Regions from separate parts of the Homo sapiens genome. Here region 1 is linked to region 2. Evidence: chromatin loops called from intact Hi-C (ENCODE). Cell type or tissue: IMR-90. All regions are shown on one strand. Links, peaks and the distances in the headings refer to the core of each region. The heading gives the core; the rest is flanking DNA.

What was found. Peaks named below come from ENCODE experiments on the same cell type or tissue, not always from the same donor. Only the 100,000 strongest peaks of a DNase experiment are listed, where the experiment ranks them.
Region 1: it touches region 2 in a loop (2.5-fold over the local background); 2 of 110 quality-filtered maps call a loop at or near these places.

Annotation. Positions count from the first base shown.
Region 1 is chr11:92,731,058-92,739,938 of GRCh38, reverse strand. The region is part of intron 4 of FAT3 (FAT atypical cadherin 3); the gene reads right to left. Among named protein-coding and RNA genes, the nearest start is that of LINC02746, 180 kb to the left of the region's middle. In IMR-90, for the core only: a CTCF peak has its summit at 4,700; no DNase peak of the experiment used is centred there.
Region 2 is chr11:93,221,214-93,230,094 of GRCh38, reverse strand. LOC112268080 (ATP synthase subunit ATP5MJ, mitochondrial-like) reads left to right here and starts at 7,555. Exons shown (of 1, transcript XM_024448785.2): 1 at 7,555-8,787. The coding sequence starts at 8,465. The coding sequence ends at 8,641. In IMR-90, for the core only: a CTCF peak has its summit at 4,289 (motif pointing right); no DNase peak of the experiment used is centred there; H3K27me3 peaks cover 160 bases.

The DNA of each region.
Region 1 (8,881 bases), core at 665-8,664, 490 kb after region 2:
GTGAAAGGTCCTGAGATTTCTGGTGGACAGAACTGGAGAAAAGTGAGCAATGAATAATGAATGTCTCTTCATAAGAGCTTTATTTAGTGGGGAGCCAAAGCTGTTTCTATTTTATGGCAAAAGCATTTTGGGAGAAATATTCCCAAACCATGTTTCAGAGTATGTGACAGGCAGCAGAGATTGCCAAGCATGTAGAGAGTTTAACACCACAGTGCACACTCACGGAAGGTTATTTGCTCCAACTGTCCTGAAAAATCTCATTCTATGCTTAAACATGTAACTTTGTGAATAAGCATCTTTCTTTTCCTTCTGGCTTTGTGAAAAGAGTATGTCAGGGATTCTAATATCCAGCCAAACTAGGAAGAAATAATTCACCAAAATATGTAGAGAATGTTCTGCGAAGTCTTGTCATATAACAGTAAGAGGAATCAGTTTATGAAACTTCCAAACTGATTAGAATTTTGCTACATTAAAAATTCCATCAGAAAGCTTACAATAAAAATGATACTTGAATAGGCTTTAAGGCAATAGGAATGTCTATTGATCATAAAGAGTTATCTGTTTGCATGCTTCAGTGGATAGGACCATTACCATAACATGCAGGCTCACAGTCTTCCCTGGAAATCTCCAGAAATTACAAAAAACAAAAAGATTGCATGAGGTATCAGGTCATTGCATCACCAGCAGCTGAAGGCTACTTGGCAAAGATGTATGGCTGTTGTCCAAGTTCTGGTCCCTTTGGTTTTGAAATCAGATAATCAGAGTCCTAAGACATATCACTGCAATCCAGGAAAGGCTTAGGGTGAGATCCATCTGTCCTTTTATGTAGCTTTGCCTTAGACAGACTTAGGATCCCTAGGTTGGCCCAAGTCTCAGTGCTCTATCTTGGTGCTTTTGAGTTTGTGGGTCAGCTGCCAGGGTAATTTATTATTGAAAGCTATAGTGTGACAGGGACTCATCATGTTCTGAGTCTTCAGTAGCAACAATAATATTGAGGCCCCTTCATTCATACTACTTCCAAGCACTTTAATATCTGTGAACACATTTGATTTTCCCAACGACTTGACTAGGAAAGTTGGTGAAGAAATATTAACCCCACTTGATAATGGATGAAGAATCCAGCAAGATCCAATGCTTTGCCCAGAGTCACTCAGCTTATAGGTGACAGCATAGCCATACAAGACTCAGCATGTTGTGAAATCCAGGTGGATAACACAAAAAAATGTACATACTTTTCCAGGAAAAATTAACTAAACATATTTGTTGCATAAATGGGGAAGTAGCATGTCTTCATCAAAGAATCGTATTGTTTATATCAGAGTACTTTGAATTCACTATTCCTGATCTGTACTATGTATTATGTGTTCAGTAATTACTCCTTGAGGACCTGCAATGTAAAAGCACTGTGGGAGAGAGATGATGATGAACAAAAACATGGTCCTTGCGCCACAGGAGCTTCCCATCTGGAGGAGATGACAGCCATGATTACAAATCACAAAGGGATGCGGAAGCGAGACAAAGCTCTGTATGTAGGCTGTGTGCAAAAGTAGTCAGGCTAAAAATTCCCAGTGGGATCATCAATGTTTTGGTACCATTTTAAATGTTACTCTAGTATCTTGGGGAACCTGGTGTTTTAAATAAATGCCCTTTACTTTTGGGGAATTAAATGTCCCTGCAGTAAAAATCTATATTATTGAGTTCTCTTCTCATAAGGTGATTACGGAATTCTTCCTCATAAAATGGGATGTTTAAAATCTATCTGGAGTGATGATGTATTTGTATTATTTCAGAGGGCTTCCTAGAGGATTCCTCAATGTCCTGCTTAACCTTAAGACCTTTAATTCTCATGAAATGCTATAGAAGAAAAGATCACAGGTTTTACACAACCTTTTGAAATGTAAGAAGTAAAGGTTTATAGGAAAGTTTATTTGCCCCAATTCTCCCTACCACTCTGATGCCCTGTCTCAATGAGAACAATGAAAAATCGGTAGCTGTATTTGTTTCTGGTATCTTTTTTGAAGCAATCAGGGGGCAGATTCTGTGAGGCCTGATTCCAAGGATGGCAGGGAGGAGGAATGAGGTTTCTTGATAACACTGTTACACAATTGAACAATTCTTGACACTGTATGGCTCCTGGGATCCATTATGTGAGTAATACATTTTCTGAACTAAAACAAAGTTCGTTCTTCCCAAATTACAGTAATTAATTCCACTGAATTAAAAAAAAATCTAACTGAAATACATGGAAAATTCTGACTGCTTATTTTTAGTAATTCTATGTAAAAATTAAACAAGGTTGATTCTTATCTAATGACTATGTCATCAATTTTTATAATCCTCATGACTTTATTGTGTGTTTCTTTATGAATAAACATTCCTCTCTCTCTCTCTCACACACACAGACACACACACACACACGTACACAGTGATGTATATATACACACACCATTTGACTGTGGTTTAGGAAGATGCTTTGGGTGAGGTTTTTAATCTGTCTTTGAATTGCTGTAAATAGGGATTAGGATCCAATTACTTCATCTGACACCACCACTTTATAATAGAAGAAAATTCTCTTTGCTATTCCTTAGATTTTAAGTACCATGGCTACCCACAGAGTCCCTGATCATAAGGAAAGGACCTCAGATGAATGGAAATCAGAGACAAAAATCAAGGGCTGGTATATCCTCCGTCACACAGTGTAATCAGCAGACTAGGCAGATTACTTGAAATTTCAATTTCTTTCCCCTCTGCTGAGAGTACACTTCATCTTCTGCTTTTCCAAACATTTTGAATTGTGACTGAGGATTCTGTGAGATATTACTGTTTCAGTCTTCTGAAAGTTGCAATTAAATACATTCTAAATAGATGTCACCTTGCCACCTTTTTGGAAAGGTATAAGAGAAAAAAAATTAGCCATCACAGGAAAATAATTCATAGTTAAGGCTCTTTCTTCTCCCTTAACCACGTTCCGTTGTGTCTTCATGGCAACAAATGTCTGTAATCAGACTCTGGTTCCAGCTTTCTAAAGACATCAGTGAGATGGGCAGGAGTGGGAGGATCATATCTCTTTTTACAGACATAAAAGGAAAAAAATAAAAGACCACCCTAGAAGTGACTGAATTTGTACCTGAGAGATCTTTTAAATAAATGAATCAAATTCTCACTTTATTGCCCAGATACTAGGAATCTTTCCTTTTCAAAAGAGTATAGGTGTTGCTATATTTATGACTTTCTTCCTAAAAATGAAATTTCTACAGTATCAGTAGCTAAATGAAGCCTGAGAACTTTCTGGAGAAATTGAAAGGACAATGCTAATGGCCTGGGGTTCACAGAGAAGGTATAGATCCCTTACAACTAATTTATTTTCCTAGCAGTCTTGTGTGGGTCTGATCAGACACCTCAAGGGTCAATTGCCATTACTTCTTTTTCGTTACTTAACAATTCTGTCCCCAAATGCCATTCTTCTACTCAATTTCACTCTTTTGCAGTGTAATTGGGTCCTACTGAATCAATGGGAATCATCTTCATGATTACCTGAACATGGTTCGTGGTCTGAGGTGAGGAATTATGGCTTGCTCTGAACAGGTGCACATTTGGGCTTGGTGAGCATCTTGGAAGGCTGGGGTCAGGAATGTCATTATCCTTATCATTTCCCAAAACTGGTAGGCTGTGGCTTACCTGAACTTGAACCCTCTGCTGGCGACTCTCAAATGGCAGCTCCAGATATAAAATGTCTGGGTCAGCACAACAGTTTGGTTGCCAAGAATGAGACTTCTCTATGATCTGAAAGAGTAACTCAGCTCCCAACTAGGAACTGTGCAGAAGCTCAAGAAGGATCAGACAGTGCCTTCAAAGAGCCATCTTCACAACAGTAGAGAGTAAGAGAAAAACATTGCTTCTGGATCAGACAGGTTTGCCATAAGAATGCTGGTTTTTCCACTGCTTCTGAGCTGTACAACCTTGAGCAAATATAAATTATGTCTCAATATCCATATTTGTTACATGGGAATAGCAATATCTACCTCACAGAGATGTTACTAGAATTAAATGAAATAACATGTTAATTATTCAACAAACATATATAGAGAACCCATTACTTTCAGATACTAGGTTAAGCACTAGAGGTTAAGCACTGGATATACAAACATAAATAACCCTCCACCTATGTCTTCTAAAGGCTGAATCTAGTATGTAATAGTCCAACACAGTGTTTTACGTTTAGCCAATATAGGTTTTAAACGCAGGTTTATGGTTTTACTAAATCATTGTAAATTAATTTTTCTTTAAAATTGTTAACATGTTCATGCAAATAGAGCACTAACTGCTGTCATTAATTTCTATCTATCTATCTATCTATCTATCTATCTATCTATCTATCTATGCTCATCCATCCATCCTTCTAGTCATTCACTTGTGAATAGTTTGTGTCCATCAGCTTAACACATTTACAGCTGGAATGAACAAATAATTTAGTATTCAGTAGACCTCTGGAATGACTAAAGATTTGAGAGCAAAAGCTATATAAGTAATGATTTTTATGACACTAGCCTCATGGAATGGTCTTAATGCAAATGACATTGTCCAAAGACAGTGAGAGCCTCTTCCAGGAAAGACCCTTATGTGAACTGCCATGATTATTCTCTGAAAACTCCAATTCAGAATTGCAATCATGAAAATGGCTATGATTAGCCCCCTAGTGACCTGAGAGTGTTAATGCTACTTCCCAAAGTGTCAAGCAAACAATCAAGAAGAGCATTGGTGCTGGAAAAATCAGGCTTGTCATTCAGCACAGGTGGTTTCAGATATGCATGCCCTAAGTCAGACATGACATGCTCAAACTTTACCGGGAGTTCCTGCAGGGAGGTGTTCTAGAATCCTCTTTGCCTGTTTATTATCACATTTAATTAGCCACCAAGTTCTATTAATTCTACCACCTAGAACTATCTAAAATCTATCCTCTCTTCTCCATCCCCTACCTTAGTTCAGATCCCCATTCATTCTTATCTAGACCTGGTCTATAGCCTCCTGACTGGTCTCCTTTTATCCGATCTTCCTCTATCCACAAGCCATGCTCCTTTTTGCAGGCTCAGGGATCATTTTGTAAAGCAAATATGATAATTTGTTTACCAATATTTTCAGTATGCTCTCCCAACAAACATACACGCTGTGCCTACTCTTCCTGTCTGTCTGGTTTTGTTACACACACCTTGTTCCTTCTCTCTGGAATATATACATTGTTCCTTTTTCTCCCTGACTACCTGGCAAATGTCTACTTTTCTTTTTCTTCATTTTTGAGTACTTATAGTGTTCCAAGCAAATAAGAGCATTGCTTTTTTAAAACAAATTAATTGACTTTATTTTCTAGTGCATTATTATTATGATAACCAACCGACATTATCTCATTTAACTTCCAGAGTAAATGTTACTTAGACTTTAGCGTTCAGTTAACATGCCATTATACTGCGATTTTAAAAAATCCTACTGCCCTGGACAAGGTCAGCCTCTGCTTCTTCTAGTGCTTAACAGCCTTTGGAACAGACATCTATGTAATCCCTTCTCTACACATCTTGTGCTTGTTTGCTGGACTTGGAACAAAAAGAACTTGCTGTATCCTTAGTGTCTAAGCCAGTGCTGGATACACATTAGGTTCTCAAACATGTGGTATCGCACTGACACAGGTGACATAAACTGAACCACAGCTTGCTTCTCTCTCCCTTCCAGAGACAATCCTTTTTCCAGAAGAAGCAGGTAGACCTCCATACTCAGGGTTTGGTTATTAAGAATTCTTACCACAATTAAACCAGTAATGTACTCCTCTGAATTAAAACATCAGATACTCAGAGAGGACTTTGGAGGCTGGAAAACTTCCTATAACTTCCAAAGGTGCCAATTTATCATAACAGAGTTATTGGGGAACCAGAGCTTCCTGGCATATTAGGTAGTAGCACATATTAAACAGATGCTTTGCAGCAAAGGAAAGTGTACTTAAAAGCACTGCTCTGTTAATTGAATATCAGACTAAAGCTCCTAATTAATATTAGAAAACCTTTCAAAAATGGAAATAAAGAATATCAAGAAGTATTTATATACCCCTAAACAATCATCTCTATTGTGAGGATTCCCAAATCTGTACCTACAGCTTCAGTTTCCTGCACAAGATTTCATCCCATATATCTAAGGTCTCAATAGGAAGTTTCACTTTTTTGCCCCCCTTGCATCTAAAACATAACGTGCCAAACTCAACTCATATCTTCTCTCTCAAGTCACATCGGCCTTTCAACCTAGGGACCACCATGCTTTCATTTACTTAAGCTTATAGAGCTGTGGGCTCTACCCTCTCTGTCTCATACTGATGATGCTTCTCAGAAGACTGCTGTCCAACTCTGCATGTATGCTTCGATTGCTCTACCCTAGACCTGGACCCTATAATTTGATAACTAAGTCACAATCTCATATCTGGTATTCAAGCCTCAAGTCTTTTCCTCATCTAGGACATTGTACACATGGTGCTAAAACAATCAATCATTTTGTAGACAAGAGACCACCAAGACACCAAATTCTATCACAGTCTTGCCTCATATTACCTATTCAAATTGATTTCCTAAACTTTCATGTACAAGGCTTCAGCTAGTAACATCAGAATGTGCCCAGTTCACTTGAGTCTTCCCCCAAACCTTCCAGAATGTAGACTTGTTTTACTCATGTATTAAGTGGTTACTGAGCCTGTTTCTTCCAGAGTGGCTCCCAGTTGGATCCACACTGTCTAACAAGGCATACGTAGCCTTCTGACATCCAGCCTTGTGCCTCAGTCTTTGCTACCCTTGTGTAACCACTGCCCCTGTCTCCCCTACTCCACATCTTCCCTCCTCTCTAGGCTCCAGTCAGCTACCTGCCCCTCAGCAAGCCTGCTGTTCTTACTTCTGGAACATCCTGTGCGGTGAAGTTTTTTCCTGGGTCTAACTTCCAGTGTTTTTTAACATCAAACTCAGTGGTTATCCCACAGGGAAGTGGTCCTTTATCACCTTTCCACCGTCCAAGTGAAGCACACCTGCTCTGTGATGTCTCCCAAAGCACTTATCAAACTGTCCCTTGGAAGACAGGTGGAGGGTCATTTGTTTTTGTATCCCCAGTGCTTAACCTCTAGTGCTTAACCTAGTATCTGGAAAGTAATGGGTTCTCTATAAATGTTTATTGAATAATTAACATGTTATTTCTTTTAATTCTAGTAAAATCTCTGTGAGGTAGATATTGCTATTCCCATGTAACAAATATGGACATTGAGACATAATTTAAATTTGCCCAAGGTTGTATAGCTCAGAAACAATGGAGAAACCAGGATTCTCATGGCAAACCCATCTGATCTAGAAGCAATGTTTTTCTCTGATTCTCTACTGTCAGATGATGGCTTGCTGTGAAGAGGTTTATCATTAATTTTTTCAAATATTAAACCATAAATGCATTGAGGGTATAAGCAATATCTTATTCATTTTTGTGTCCTTAGCCACAGAGCAGGCACTCAAAATATGCTTACAGGATTAATGAGTAGGTGAGTGAGTGAGTAGTGGATGAAAAAAATGCCTGTTCAAACCTCATCCCACTTCCAGGAGCATTGATTGTTATATCGCTTCTATAAGCTTTTCCTCTATGTCTCAAATTTTATTTTGATCTTTCTATAAATAGATTCTAATAGCATTCAGTCACTCTCTGTATTATAATTAAATTGTACATTGTCTTTACTCATCTTTGCTTCCTCACCCCTTAAACATTTCTGACAATGCTAACAGTACCTAGCGTAAGAAACAATTAGTAAATTGATGTGAGTAAATTAGTAAATTTAATGAATAAAAAAATATCCCCCAAGGGCAAAAATAAAACCAGTGGAAAAAGTAAAACAGAAGTTAGAATACAGAGTAAATCTGAAGAAGGTGACAGGAGACTATAGGCAATTGGAATTCATGATCTATAACTGAACATGAAACTCTGAACAATTAAAGTCATTCATTCAACAAACATTGATTAAGCAATTTTTATGTGTTGTCATTATGTTAGGTACTAGCATTATGACACAATATAATTTACTGAGGAGACTAAAGCACCTCCCTTAAATTATTAAAAAAGAAAAACCAAGCAAACAAACAAACTTTTGTGTTAGAGATATAAAGAGAGGATACAGACGAAGGCATAGCTAACTGTGCCCTTGGGGGGTCTTCTTACTGCCTTAAGGGCTTTTTTTTTTCCCAAGAGAATGAACCTAAGGCCTCACAGAAATCCTTCAGCCACCAGAGAGTAAGACACTATCATTATCCTAGACTTTAGATGATATGAAAGCCATTTGCTATGCATAGGTCACCAAGAAAAAGTAAGGGTGGAACCTGGATCAGCTGAATGATGCTGCCACTCCTTGTTTAAGTGCATGTTTTGTAAAGTCTGTATCTCTGTGGTATTCTGGGGGAGGTGAACATCTATAAGATGGAATTGAAAGATGGGTGGTGTTGATCTAGGTCCATATTTCTCAACAAGGGCAGTATTGAACATTTGGGGTCATATAATTTTGTTGTGGGGGCTGTCCTGTAGGATGGCTGGCACCATCCTTTTCCCTACTGACTAGGTACCTGCTCTCTGCTATTGTGACAACCAAAAACTGTCTCCAGGCATTTCTAAATGTCCCCTGGAGGTAAAACTGGCACCAATAATGAACAAATGATCTATTCAAGGCTTCAAAAATATTTACAGGTTTGAGAGTAACTGGAAAGCAAAACATCAATGAACTTCCTTACATACATCTACATATTCAATAGCAAAATGCTGAGCTTTAGGAGGAGGATAAAGGGTGTTGGACTGAAGGACATTCTAATAGCACCACAAATATTGTGAAACATTT
Region 2 (8,881 bases), core at 567-8,566:
ATATAATTTATGGAATGCGGAAAATTTAGAGGTGTCAGCATAAAATCATGTTTTTTCTAAGAAATAAAAAATAATAAAAATGTATATATCTTTCCTAGCTCTTTCTGCTGAAAGGGCCTAGAAGTAATGCTACTCTAGTTACAATGAGCACTCCTAGCACCTAGATCTTGGTGTCTAAAGATAATTCCCCTTTAAAAATAGCTGATTCTAAAATACAACATAAATACAAGATAAGACTAGAATATTTTGTTGTAGTAGAAAATAAAGAAATTATTTGAAAAATAAAAAGGCCCAAGGATGTTACAAAGAGGAAGAATCTCAAAGAGACCTCTAGCCAAATCAATGATCAAAAACAAAACAAATAAAAGAACAAAGACGGCTGGGCGCAGGGGCTCACGCCTGTAATCCCAACACTTTGAGAGGCCGAGGCAGGCAGATCACCTGAGATCAGGAGTTTGAGACCAGCCTGGCCAACACAGTGAAACCTGGTCTGTACTAAAAACACAAAAATTAGCTGGGCATGGTGGCGGGTGCCTCTAGTCCCAGCAACTCAGGAGTCTGAAGCAGGAGAATGGCGTGAACCCAGGAGGCGGAGCTGGTAGTGAGCCGAGATCGTGCCACTACACTCCAGCCTGGGCAACAGAGCGAGACTCCGTCTCAAAAAAAAAAAAAAAAAAAAAAAAAAAAAGATCCCAAAGAATCCTGACACTACTGGATTATAACACTGTGGAAAAAAACCTAAGAATCCACCAGTGCCCTTAATGATACTAAACAAAGAGAAAAACAAATAATAAGAATAACAGGAGAGCTTTTCTTTATAATAGAACATCAACTAGTAAATGTGGAAGGAATAACACAGAAAATCACGATTTTGCACCCATCATAGTAATATTTTGTTTAGATAAGAATCATCCAGGAATATTAAAACCATTGCGTGAAAGTTTGTTGGGAATGAGTATATTTACACAGCATGAAAATTTCTCCTCACAGATTATTCATTAACTACAAGAGGAAAAAAGTATTTCTACATAACAGATAACACTGTAGCTAAGTGACCACCAACAATGGGACAAACTGATATCTTATGATTCCTGATAAGAAAGGCTAAGAATACAACATCACTTATGTAACATTCCTGCCAAAAATGTATAACCTGAACTTAATTATGAGGAAACCACCAGTCAATCTCAAATTGAAGGATAAGCCACAAGGCAACTGGTCTGAATGTTTCAAAAATATCAATGTCAGAAGAGAAAAAGAAAGGCCAGGCATGGTGGCTCAAGCCTGTAATCCCAGCACTTTGGGAGGCCAAGGTGGACAGATTACAAGGTCAGGAGTTCGAGACCAGCCTAGCCAACATGGAGAAACCCCGTCTCTACTAAAAATAGAAAATTAGCAGGGCATGGTGGCGCATGCCTGTAATCCCAGCTACTTGGGAGGCTGAGGCAGGAGAATCTTTTGAACCTGGGAGGCTGAGGTTGTGGTGAGCCGAGATCATGCCATTGTACTCCAGCCTGGGCAACAAGAATGAAACTCCTCTCAAAAAAAAAGAAATAAAGAAAGAAAGAAAGGCTGTGGAGCCATTCTAGATTAAAAGTCATTAAAAAATGATTACAACTAAATGAAAAGCATGGTTCGTTACTGAATGTCTGATGAGAAAAAAAAATAAACACATTGCTATTAGGGATATTGCTAGGACAACTGATAGAATTTGGACAGAGATTGCATATTCCATAGTAGTATTATTGTATCATCATTAAATTTTTTGAACAGTCATTGCTCCATGTAAAACAATGTCCCTGTTCTTAAAATACAAATACTAAAGTATTAGGAGTGAATGTGCTTCAGTTGTATTTTTGAATCAGCTATTTTTAAAGGGGAATTATATGTAGGCATCAAGATCTAGGTGCTAGGTGTCTTCATTGTAGCTCAGGTTGCATTACTTCTAGGCCCTTTCACTAGGCCCTAAATACTTTAGTATTTATCTTTTAAGAGCAACAACAATAACATAGTTATAGGTGGAAAGATATAAAGCCAGCGTGGTAAAGTATTAACAATTGGCAAATCTCGGTGAAGGATATATGACAGTTTATTGTCCTAATTTAGCAACATTTCTATAAATGTGAAACTTTTACAAAATAAAAAGATAAAACAAATTTGAAAATCTTTAGGTGAATCTCTCTCCCCAACTAAATGGCATAAAAAAATTATCCTCCCTTTAAGCCCAGGGATTTTCCACTAATTTTGTCACTATTACATTTTCCTGTTGATAAGTTTTAGTTACTTCTTACAGGCAGCTGATGGAGAAGCAGGTTTGGGTGAAGGTGATGGGTGCAATTTGACACAGTGTCTTTGAGATCCAATGTGTCTCGAGAGATCCAATGTGATAGGAGCTCAGGGAAGAGGTCCCAGCCAAAGACATGGAATCAGGTGATATTAGTCCCTTGAGAGTTCTCCTGGAGGGAGCTTGGAGAATAAGAGTGGCAACTGTAAAGGAGACTAAGAGTGAATGGTGGGAGAACCAAGGGGAGCCATGGTTCAGCAGCTGTGGAAGGATACATTTCATATGGAGACCATGGTCCATAGCCTGAAATGTCCCAAGGAGTAAAGCAGACAACTGTAAAGTCCCCTGGATTTGGCAAGTAGGTGGTCCTTGGTAACCTGAATGACTTCCATAGGGGAGGGAGTTGAGGAGTGGGATTGGGTGAAACCACACCAGGGTGCATTAAAGAGTAATCGTGTGGCCAAGTGTGGTAGCTCATGCCTGTAATCCCACCACTTTGGGAGGCCGAGGTAGGCAGATCACTTGAGGTTAGCAGTTTGAGACAAGCCTCGCCAACATGGTAAAACCCCGTCTCTACTAAAAATACAAAAATTAGCCAGGCGTCGTGGCAGGCACGTGTAGTCCCAGCTACAGCTCAGGAGGCTGAGGCAGGAGAATCTCTTGAACCCAGGAGGTGGAAGTTGCACTGAGCTGAGATCGTGCCACTGCAGTCCAACCTGGGCAACACAGCAAGACTCTGTCTTTAAAAAAAAAAAAAAAAGTAATTGTGTAGGCCGGGCACAGTGGTTGAGGCCTGTAATCCCAGCACTTTGGGAGGCTGAGGCAGGCGGATATCTTTGAGCTCAGGAGTTCAAGACCAGCATGGGCAACATGGCAAAACCCCATCTCTACTAAAAATACAAAAAAATTAGCCATGTCTGGTGGTGGTGTGTGTCTGCAGTCCCAGCTACTTGAGAGGCTGAGGTGGGAAAATCTCTTGAGCCTGGGAGGCGGAGGTTGCAGTGAGCTGTGGTTGTGCCACTGCATTCCAGCCTGGGCAACAGAGCTAGACACTGTCTCAAAAACAAAAACAAAAACAAAAAGTAATTGTGGAGGTGAAATGTGATAAGAGTATTTGGATAAGCCTATTTGGAAGGGCAGGAGAGAAATATAGATGAAGGCAGATTTTTGGATTTGGTCTTTAGAGCTGGAAGGGATTTGCCCATGGAGAGGGGGAGGTTAGAGAATTGGAAAGGGGGATAGTTACATTAGCAAGAGCCCAGAGGAACCAGAGGGCAGGAGATCAGGGGTAGAGTGGTGGAACTAACCTGAGTAGGGAAAGAATGTATCTTCCCACCCAGTGGCCTATGAACCCTAGGGCCTTGTCTTCTGTCTTGATCTGTCTCAAAAGAAACCAAACTGTTAGCCTCTTTCCTAATATTTCTGATGAGCCAACCACAGGATCCTGGTAGGCAGGGTATTGACTTAGGTAGAGTTCTGAATTTGGAGTGGGAAGACAGCTTTAATTTCTTGTTTTTTGCTTGACTTCCTGACTGTGTTATCCTTTCTGAGCAGCAATGTCCTCATCTTTAAAATGAAAAAAATGTACTCCATGTAATAAAGTAGGACAATATATGAAAACACTTTAGAAAGGGACTTGCGATTAGGTAGCTTTTTTGAGGTGTTTGTTTGTTTGTTTGTTTGTCCCTCTGCTCTTAGGATCTGGCAATATTCCAGTGACCAGGAGATCTGGAAGTTGCCAAGAATGTTCTCTGCAACTGCTGGCTTCTAATGAGGCAGCTCACACAGGATTTGCTGTCTTGGATTTAAAAATAAGTGCATCCACAGAGAGATGGACTGTCACCAGAGGTTTGGTAATATAATTAACTGTAGAATGCAAGCCAATGGAAGCCAGCTGGCAATCACTGAAACTTGGGGGTTCGGTAGCTCAGAATGAGTTTGTTATTGAGAATTGTTTATAATAATCAAATTTCCACTAGGTGACAGCAAAGCCCATAATATGATCTAAATCATTGTTCTTCTTGAATAAATAGTGTTTGAGAATCTTCCAAAAGCAGCAGATCCTGCCATTCTGGAGAGAGTAATTATTGCTAAAATTATGACATATGGCCTCGAGATATTGTCATTACTCTTCTGAGATAAATAACTCCAGTTTTAAAAAAACCAATTTTAGTGTTTGACATTCTAAGTCACTTGAATTTATAGAAACAACTATAACAATAATTTAAAAAGCTAATATGTGTTAACCATTTGCTGTGTGCCAGGCACTCTTATAAATGCGCATGGCTCTTGATACTACCCAACCTCTCAGAGGTTTCACAGGGACCACAAGTCCCCTCTTTTAATAAAGAACTAAGTCTTCCCTGGGCCACTTCTGTAACCATAACACTAATTACATAAATACATGCTTGTGGCTGAACTACCCTGCCCAGGAGAGGAGGAGTTTGGTTATGCATATTAATGATTTAGTCAAGAGCCCTTTACAGGGTTTTATGAACAATTTTCAGTTATAATTGGTATTTCTCAGAGCATTTATCTTTTTTAAAAATAACTTTCCCCCTCTTAGACCTATGCTAACCCTTCATTGGGTTCCATGTTGGTGGCTCATTCATCTTGGGACTGTGTTGAGTTTGCGGTAACCTATTGGAGTCTTTTTTTTTAGGGTCTAAGGCGGAGACCCCAGGCAGAGTGAGCTTGACTCATCATGGTACAAAGCCTTTAACCATCAGAAGGAAGTGGGAATTATGGGGGCATTGCTGGTATTTGACTCTGTCCCCTGGCCCCTGGCTCCTGAATGCTTGCCTTGGTTCTAAGCAGAGAAAGGACTGAGAAGTAAAATGGCAGGGCTGTTTCTGGAACACACTAATTCACAGGCAGCCCTGCTTAGTTTGTTTTCTTCAATCAGAATATAACATAAAAACCAGGGAGCTACATAGCTGGCTCCTCTACGGCTACCCATACTGCTTTTCTTTTCTTTTTAATTATTACTATCTCTGAAAGTATGCTATAAATGCATGAGATGAAATTTCCAAAGGTGCAACAGAGCACACAGTTAAAAAGTAAGTTTTACTTCCCACACCTGTTCCCCATAGGAAACCACTGGTTCTCATAGTTACCAGTTTCCAGTAATGTTCAGCCTCAGCAGCCTGGGGATTCCATGCTTGCAGGACAGTGGTAGGGATGCTGGCTGCTGATGGGGGGAGCAGTTAGGAGTAGCTCAGATTGCGGAGTGAGTTAAGCACATGTGACACCTCCTGATGAGGCTCAGGGACTAGGGGCACATGGCGTGTGGGAAAATAAGCCAGGAAACCTTAGGAATTCATAACAAGATGGCCTTATTTGCACCCACAGGCTGGTGTTGCCTGGGGAAGTTGTGTACTATTATTATTGAAATATGTTCTCAGATGAAAGTTAAAAAATAAAGATAAGTATATCTCATTATTTAAGTATATATATATACGTATATATATGTATATACATATTTATATAGGTATATATAAGTATATATATACGTACTTATATACGTATATATGTATACATGTATACGTATATATATGTACTTATATACGTATATATATTTCTTATATACATATATGCACATATATAAGTATATATACGTGGGTATATATACACGATACGTATATATACACATATATATGTATATGTGTATATATATAACTATATATACGTATATATATAATTATATATACGTATATATATAATTATATATACGTGTATATACACGTATATATATGTATATATAAACAGTTTTTCCTGCAATATGGAGCCCAAGCCCCAGTCTCCAAGTCTCGTAGCAACCCAAGAACCAGAAAACAATGCCTCCAGAAGATAGAAATTGACACTCCTAAGGTCACCAGCAATCTTATCCAACAATGTCAGCTGAGCCACGAGAGGCAGCAACCATTGCAGAGTGGCAGCCAGCCTAGGCAAGCCATGACCCAGCCCCTGACACTGGCCCCAGGTGCATTCACAAGGGTGAGCATGTGTGCTGGTTGACCCAGGACCACCTCAGTTTATACCTGGGATAATTGTTAAAAGGGTCCTTTTCCAATCTCAAGAACTGTCCCAAGTTTGTCAATAAAGTACATGATCTCTCTAAATACAGTTCCCCTGTGCATCATCTTCCCCCGTGCCACTCCTCCAGGGTGCTGGACCAATTATGGAGTTAGGGTGGGTCAGGTGTCTACCATCTTTCAGACCCAAAGCTGCAACCATTTTCTTTCCCTAGGACCTCTTCTGGGTCTAACAGTCTCCTGTTTCTGGGGCACAAAAGGGCCAATTCTACCTCCAGTTCAGGCAACAGAACTCCCCAGCCACCCTTCGGAGGATTGGATACCCTAAATGCTTATGCCTCTTTTCCCCAATGAGCCCGATGCTCAATAGCTCAAATGTAGTTTACCACTGAGATACGTAATAAACATCTCAGGATATTTATTTTGGCCCCTCTCTAATCCCTAGCATGTCATTTTCATGAGGAAAAAAAGGAAAACAAAATCCTCCTACAATAACTGGAAATTTCCAGAGGTTAATAATTTTGGAAGCATATTCTTCTGGATATGTATGTAGTCTTTTATTAGTTCTAGCTGTTTTTCAGCAGACTTTAAAAGTTTTTTCTGGGTAAACAATCATGATTTGCAAGTAATAATTATACTGACACCTAATATTTATTTATTTAACATTTTGAAACTTTTTATTTTAGAGCCTAAAACTTCTAGGATATAATTGAATAACAATGATAGCAAGCATGTCTTCTTGCCGACTTTAATAGAATGCTTCTAGTATTTCACCCTTAAAATGATGTGATTTAAGGTTGGACTTTGTGTGAAGGGAGTATCCTCTTAAGCTTACCAAAATAATTACTTTGGTTGTAACTTATAGAATAAATTGTCAGTATCTTGATCTTTGTTTTGTCCAGATAAATGGCAATGGAACTATACCTTTGCTTTACTCAGATATCCAACTGTTGCAGCTCTTTCTCTTTTTACCTACAATAAAATATTAAATCCATAAATCATTAAGTGCATGGGTTTAAGTCTAGTTGTGGGACCTTGCTAACTATTCTGAATTTCACTTTCTTTATCTGAAAATTAGAATTAAAAATACTGACTTCACAGAGTTGCTGCATTAACTTATTGCCTAGAATGTAGCAAGCACTCAATAAGTGTATTATTATAGCTGTTATAATATATATATTTCACTCTCTGATCCTATTGGAGATATAGATATAAAATATATCACATGTAATAATAAGAGAGTGAAAAATCTCCTTAGAAAAGACTTTTCAGTTAATGACAGTGGTGATTCTAGGATTATCTTAAGTTCACTGTGGTCTTTTCTTTAGAGGTGGTAGAATGCCCAACTGTTCCAGTTTGTTCTGGATAGGGGAGTGTCCCAGGATGAAGGACTTTCGGTGCTAAAACCAGAGAAGTCCTGGGTAAATTGGGACAAGTTGGTCACCTAGATCATGGTGATATTTGACTCCTTTCCTGTTTTCATCTGATCAGGTAGGCTCCTCCAGAAGACAAAAATAGCATTCAAAGAAAATTATTAAAGGCCTGCTGATGAACTGACATCACCATCATCATTTTAGTAATAATAATAATACTGTAATAATAAGCCATATTTAGAAGGAAACTAAATATCTTTCTAAGGAAATTTCTAGCAAACCAAGACAAACACTACTGGGATGATTTTCACAAAAGATTTACTCTTTGGATGGTAAGCAAGCACTAAGAAAGTAGCTATTCCAATGGGGCAGGAGGAAGAAAAGAGAAGCTGGGGTGCTTGACATAGTTCAGATACTACAAATCTGGTGCTCCTGATCTACAGAAGGAAGTGTGGACATAGACCCACACTGGGTGTGAGAGTAACAGGAAGAGGTGCAAGAGAGAGGTGATTCCCCTCTAGAAAGTTTGGGGCAAGCCTGGAGGGGATGCTGGCTTTGTGGGCTGTTGCCAGGATAGTTGCTACCCACCTGTGCTCTGGCCTGAACCTGGCTGAGTCATCACCCAGAATGCTGTGACAAGTGGGAGTAATTATAGCCCAGGAGGACATGGAAGCATCAAGTAATTACAGCCGAGGGGGACACGCCCTGGGCTATGGCGCTGCTGTGCACAGAGCACGAGGCAAGGTACAGGCAGGTGTGGGCAAAAGGTATAGATGCTTCAAAGTATTATTAAAAATGTGTGGATCCCCATGAAGCTCTACTATACTCAAGTTTACCAGGATATTTGGGTAGGAATGGGGCTGATGAGCCTCATCATTTATAAAATCCAGAGTGCTAATAAAAGAAGTAAAGCTTTGAAATCTCCGGTGCCTGCTCACAGTCATCACTAACCAGCTTTACCTGGAGTACACATGAAATGAAACATCAGTCAGCTTGTAAATTTAAGTAAGCTGTGTTAGACTGTACACTTGTTTAAGTATCGCTTACTTCATGGCATGAATAAATGGATCTGTGAAATTCACTGAAAAAAAAAAGAGAGATCAAGATCGGGAGTACGGTGGAAACAGAGGTCATTGCTGGGTAAACTCAAAAGATTTAGTACACAGGACAGAGACATGGCTGAGGCACTG